2 separate regions of the Homo sapiens genome follow, and region 2 is linked to region 1. A link is a loop called in an ENCODE intact Hi-C map of the cell type or tissue named here. Cell type or tissue: dorsolateral prefrontal cortex. All regions are shown on one strand. Each heading gives the region's core, and the rest is flanking DNA. Links, peaks and the distances in the headings are about the cores only.

Region 1 (2,910 bases), core at 242-2,741:
GTACTTACAAAGGCATCTGTTTTCCTTAAACATTGAAATAAAGGCCAATTTTGGATTATCTAGGGTCGTGAACTGACTCTGGGAGATACAGGGGAATCATGAAAACTTATCAGAATTGGTAACATTGATCACACACACGTGTGCATGTTTATGCACACATGCACGGGAGCACACAAACACACATTCGCTGCACCTTAGTCTGCCCTTCTCTATTTGATTCTCCATTCTCCGATTGCCTGCATCCTGGGACCTCCTAGATACTTTTCCTGGGCCCTTGGTCATCTAATTGCTGCTTCCCTTAAATGCAGAGGCAAAGAGACACCTAGAGCAACTCAGAAAAGGGTCTGGTTCACTTTAAACATTACTTTTCTCGTCATTATTCTCTACCCCCCAATACAGTTGCCGGCTGTGATCTGTTGCCTTTCAACTTGGAATAAAATACATTACTTATGCAGTGAATGTTTTTAATGTAACAAAGCAAAGGAATAAAAATGCCTTACAACAGTTTTATTAAAAACAAATTCCCACAGTAAATACATATACACTCCGTCTCTGGGAGCAAAACAGCCAAGGACATCACCGCTAAGTGCTCTGGGAAGTGCTTATAAATTACTTGAAATAAAAAACATTGTTGCCTGGACATCAGGGATGAAATGCTGCAGTTTGTAATAAATTAACACAGAACTTTACTTCCCCTCCTCGAACAAAGCAGCCATTTGTCTGAATAACCCACATTCAGCTGTGAGTTATATTTTCACAACTGCAACTGCATTCATTTGCAAATTATTCTGCAGTTTTAATGCTCAAGTTTTAAATACCTTGAGAACTAATAAATAAAGCAAAGTAGAGCAAACAGTTGGCTTGTAGTTTAAAAACTGCCCTAATTTCTGCTTTTCTTTTGGCTCTTTTCCTTTCAAAGTTATTTTTTTTTTTAAATGGTATAAAGTTTCTTTAAACTACACTTTAAAAATAAATCTAAAATGTGTTTGGGGGTATTCACACCAGAGAGAAGTTTCCATAATTCCATTAACTGTGAAGGTATTTGGCTAGTACTCATTTTACATTTTTAAGACTTTTCTTCTACCAATACTTTAATTTAGTGACAGAATAATTTATACCTATCTTTGAGGGTTTTCTGATTGTGTGTAACTTTTGTCTGCAAGTCTTGGCTTTGGTTAGATTTTTTTCTCTCTCTCCCTCTATTAGATTTTGTCCAGAAAAAAAAAAAAATCTCAAAAGAAAAGTCGTGTCACTTCCCTCGAATTATTTTGATTATAAAACAAAAACTCTGCAAGAAAACTCTTTTCACAATCTGCTCGATAAAACAAAATGAACCGCTTTCCAGGTTCTTGAAAGAAAAATTTGATAGAAGCAGTTACAGATTTAGTTTGAGGTTTGAAGGTTATTTTCCCGGCAAAAAAAAAAAAAAAAAAAAAAAAATGCCCAGTTTCCTTGTGCAGAGTTACTAGCTTTGTCAAATTTCTTTTGCATTGTTTTAAATAAGGTCTTGTGTAGGCAATTGTACTGCATGAAAGTAATGCCACCATTTTCAGGAAGCGATTTGGGGAGGAAAACTCTTCAGAAGCATGTTATTTTCAGAAAAGTGCCTCATAAAATATTTTTATAAAGTAGGAGTTGAAATCATTTAAAAATCACTCTCTTTTATAAATCTGTTTGGAGAAAGATCTTTTGATCCCCTCTTTCTTCTGATCCTTAGCTTTTATTTTGCTTAGAGGTAAACAACATTTGCCTCATTTAAACAACGGCATTTGCCCTTGGGGTTCTTAAAGAGTTTTCCAGCCACCCTATGGCAATTCATCACATGGGATAAAATAAGGATACTTTGCATCCAAGACTTTTATCACCTCCCAGAAAATGTTTGTTGTTTTTTGCTTTGGTTTTCTCTCTCTCTCTCTCTCTCTCTCTCTCTCTCTCTCTCTCTCTCTCTCTCTCGTCCCTACCCCCACCCCGAGCTGCGGGGGATTGTTTTAGGACATTTCAAAGCCTTTTGTGAAGAGGCAACCAAAGTCCTTCTGCAGAGAAAAAGAAATGCTTGATTACATGCGCTGCAAAACGGGAGATATTTCCAAATTCCCTTTTAATTAAGATGTCTAAATAGCCATCTCCTTGGAGAGAGAGATTTCCAAACAGTTTAAAAATAAGGATGCTTAACTGCAACAGACATTCCGCCCTCTCTGACCCTGGAGGCGAGGGGCTGTCACCTGGGGGGAGGTAAACGGACATTCATTCCTGTAACTCCATAAAGGTCAGATGGGGAGGGGCACCCAAAACGGAGGTCGGGATGCCGAGGTAATCATAGGACCACAGGGCTTTAGTAACGCCATGGACTTCTATTAAGAGAAACTCGCTTCTCTAGTTAGCCTGGTCATTTCTGCAAGTGCATACACCTTTGTCATTTTTAAAAATCACTCAGAGATTACTGGTTTGGTGCTATTTGATTCTCCGACCATCCAAGCCAGATTAAGAGCATTTGCTCAGGCCCTAAGGACTTCATAGCTGGCCACCCATCTGGTGTTAGGCTTGAGTCTGTGAAAATCCCTCAGCTTAGCACTGAATATTCTTTTTAAAGACATTTAAGTAAAAGGGCTGACATTAGCATATGTTCCCCCCAAGTGTCCTGTTGAACTTTCTGCTGGGCATCACCCTACCACGGGCTTTCTGGATGTTGTCCAATGAGAGATTGGCTTGGAACTGTAAAATTAGCCATCTGCCTATTAAAAATGTAACCAGCTGCATCCGATGAAACACAGTGACTATTGAAATGAACTCATCCGGGAGAGAACTCGAGTCCCCTGCTTGGACATTTTTCCAATCTACTGCTAGACTGAGACACTCCACAAGCAAAGAGCCTTTCGTCCTTGTTTGGAGGAAAACGGCATGACTCTCAAG
Region 2 (2,910 bases), core at 200-2,699, 200 kb after region 1:
ACCATCACCACCACCTCCAATACCACTACCACTACTGCCACCATCACTACCAACTATCTCTATCACCATCTTTACCACCACCACCATCTCCACCATCATCACCACCTCTACCACCAGCACCACCATCACCACCATCACCACCACCACCATCACCATCACCATCACCTCCACCACCATCACCATCTCCATCACCACCAACTCCATCTTCACCACTACCACGAGCACCACCATATCTACCACCATCTCCATCACCAGCACAACCACCTGCACTGGGGTGATCGTGCCTTCTTTGTGACATTTCAGAAGGGCTATTGCAACATTCTCCAGGGGTCTTTGCAAGTTGTTTGTGCAAATTTTCTGTGCTCTCACTAGATTGTGAGCTGCTTGAGGGCAGGGACCTTCTGATTTACCTCAAAGCCTCCGAGCAGCTTGCACATGGGCTGACACAGAGAAAAAGCTCAGCCAGGATGTGTTCACTGAGTGAGGGCACATGAGATTCTGGAAAACCTAGATTCCTGCAAAGCAGGCTGAGACAGAGTTCTTGGCCCCCTCCACACCCCTACTGCCTCAGTATTTCTGGATGCCTTTGATCCTCATCTCCCACGCTGGTGTGGGCATGCCCCTCTTTCTGTGCCCCCACACAAGCACTGAGCTGTTTAGAAGGCAGTTTCTGATGCCCCAGTCTTGGGCAATAATAATACTATTATTGTTACTATTATTATTGTGCCAGTCATTGTGCAGGGCCTGAGAAGTGAAGAGGTGGTCAGGGCAGGGGTCCAGCTGGGGGTAGCCTGCTCAGTAGACTGAACTTCATGGCAGCAGGCACCAGTTCACTCAATGCTAAAATTTCAGTCTGCCAAACAAAGACCAAAAGTCAGCCAGTATTTGTTAAGTGAAATGAGCTTTAATTCTAGATATTTACTTTTTAACCTTAAAATGAAACCCCTTAGTATAGTTGTTCTGAAATTTCTGAGTGCATCAGAAGACCCCTCTGGACCACCACTGCTCTCATGCGAGATGAGTGAGAAGGCACAGGAATTGTGAATTGGGAAGACCAGGAAGTCCCTATCCCATCTTCTCCCATCCTGTACCCCCACCTGGCATCAAGGCTTTCCTGGACCATCAGGGCAAATGTGGGAGACCTCATCAAAGAGTCCAGCAGAAAGGCCTGGGCGGGGGCTGGGGCAGACCCTACCTGAGGAAGGGGTGTATCCCCAGTTGGCCTCCTGTTTAGCCAACAAACAGAAAGGGCTAAATCCCCAACTGGACCTGCTTGTTTGAGTAAACACCTCACAGGGCCGCCTGTGTAAACACCCATTGTCTACAGGCGGATTAAGAGTGAGCAGGAGCTGGGCTTTTTTTCTTTCCTTTTTTTTTTTCCTTTCATTTTTTTTAAGCACTGAGAAAAGCCATTAAGGGATTAACACCCCGATTTATGAAAATGGAGGATGATAAAGGAACAATGGGGTGACAGCATTGTGTAAACGACATTGATTCATTTCAGAGACAGGGCTGTTAACTGGGAGAAATGGAGAAATAAATGGAACAATGAGGAGATGCTTTTACCAGCTTGTCATTAATTAGCCGAGAGTACAATTGTTTGATTGTCCTTTTTGAAAAATACAAAATTGGTAGGAAAATACAAGCACTGAGCAAATCGATTATTCTGTGTCACAGGCTGACATCTGCTTTTCCTTTTCTCCTGAAGCTTGCCTCCGGAAGTGGCTTCCTAAGGCAGGAAAAGAAACCTTTCCCTGGCAGGAGGATCTTGAAGGGTTTGGGAATAAAATGACCCCACTGCCCAAGGATACCCCAAACTTCTTGGCACTGGAGGGTGGCCTCTAAACAGGAGAACCCCACCTCCATCCTCTTCTGGCCTTCACCAGTGAGGGAGTGAGGGCCTGGGAGGTGGGAGGTGAGTGGGACCCCCCTGGGAGGCACCTTGCTGCAGGTGGAAGGAGACAAGGAGCTTGGGGAAAGGGAGATGAGCTTCTGGGGGTAGCAAGACTGACACAGTGGTCCCGTACCTGCTGACAGCTCATTCAGCACCACTGTCCAGGATCCAGCAAGATTCCCTCTCTCCACTCATTTCATCTACAACCAGGAGCTGAAGTGCCTGCACTATGCCTGTGCTGGGATGCATTGAATGAAAAGGCTTCTCCAGGCACAGAAAGTGAGCTCAGATCAGAGTGGGTGTCCTGACCACAGTGGACTTTCCAGAGCTGTGAGCAGTGCCAGCCCTGCCTTGGAGAAGGACACATTTCTGGGTTGACGGGTGTTGAAATAAGATTTTGCTGGATCCAAGAGGACTCCGGTTAGGGTGAGCTGGAGAGGAAATGCATGGCGTGGGCTTAGGGCCATGGAGACACACGGGGTAGACGCAGAGCATGTCTATGGGGAATTTTGATGGAGTAAAGAAGGCCAGGCATGTACAGGCTGGATTATCCCCGCCCAGCCACCCAAACAGAGATGCAGCTAGGGAAAGGAGAGACGCTGCTTGAACCCAAGTTCACCTCTCTATTTGTAAGGGAGGTTTGTAAATCCAAACATCCATGTTTGGATTCTAACCTGTCAGAAGAGTTGGCCAACTGGGGCTATTTCAAGAAAGAATCCGACAATCCCACAAAGGGTTAATAGCACTTATAAAGAAAAGGAGCTCACAGAAACAGTATGCAAGGAAACCGTAAACAGCATTGCCATTGTCTTTGCCTTCTGTGACTACTGGTCATTGTTTGGCCTTTAATCTGCAAGCACTATAGATATAAATATAGCTGTCTTTATAGCATTGTATCTTTACAGCCCAAGATAAAACAATGCATCTTTATGCCTCTAATCTTTATATTTATATAAAGATATCTTTAATTGGAAAGATTAGATATGTATGTCTCACAGATTAACGTTGACTGGACA

Evidence for each region. Peaks named below come from ENCODE experiments on the same cell type or tissue, not always from the same donor. Only the 100,000 strongest peaks of a DNase experiment are listed, where the experiment ranks them.
Region 2: a loop joins it to region 1, with 2.4 times the contacts of the local background. A loop is called at or near these places in 2 of 110 quality-filtered maps.

Annotation. Positions count from the first base shown.
Region 1 is chr16:51,440,103-51,443,012 of GRCh38, reverse strand. The region is part of intron 2 of LOC102723323 (a long non-coding RNA gene); the gene reads left to right. Among named protein-coding and RNA genes, the nearest start is that of HNRNPA1L3, 200 kb to the left of the region's middle. In dorsolateral prefrontal cortex, for the core only: a CTCF peak has its summit at 1,793; a DNase peak (open chromatin) is centred at 2,269; H3K4me3 peaks cover 768 bases; H3K27ac peaks cover 2,500 bases; H3K27me3 peaks cover 1,344 bases.
Region 2 is chr16:51,236,595-51,239,504 of GRCh38, reverse strand. No RefSeq gene overlaps it. Among named protein-coding and RNA genes, the nearest start is that of SALL1, 87 kb to the right of the region's middle. In dorsolateral prefrontal cortex, for the core only: no CTCF peak of the experiment used is centred there; a DNase peak (open chromatin) is centred at 1,207; H3K27ac peaks cover 2,500 bases.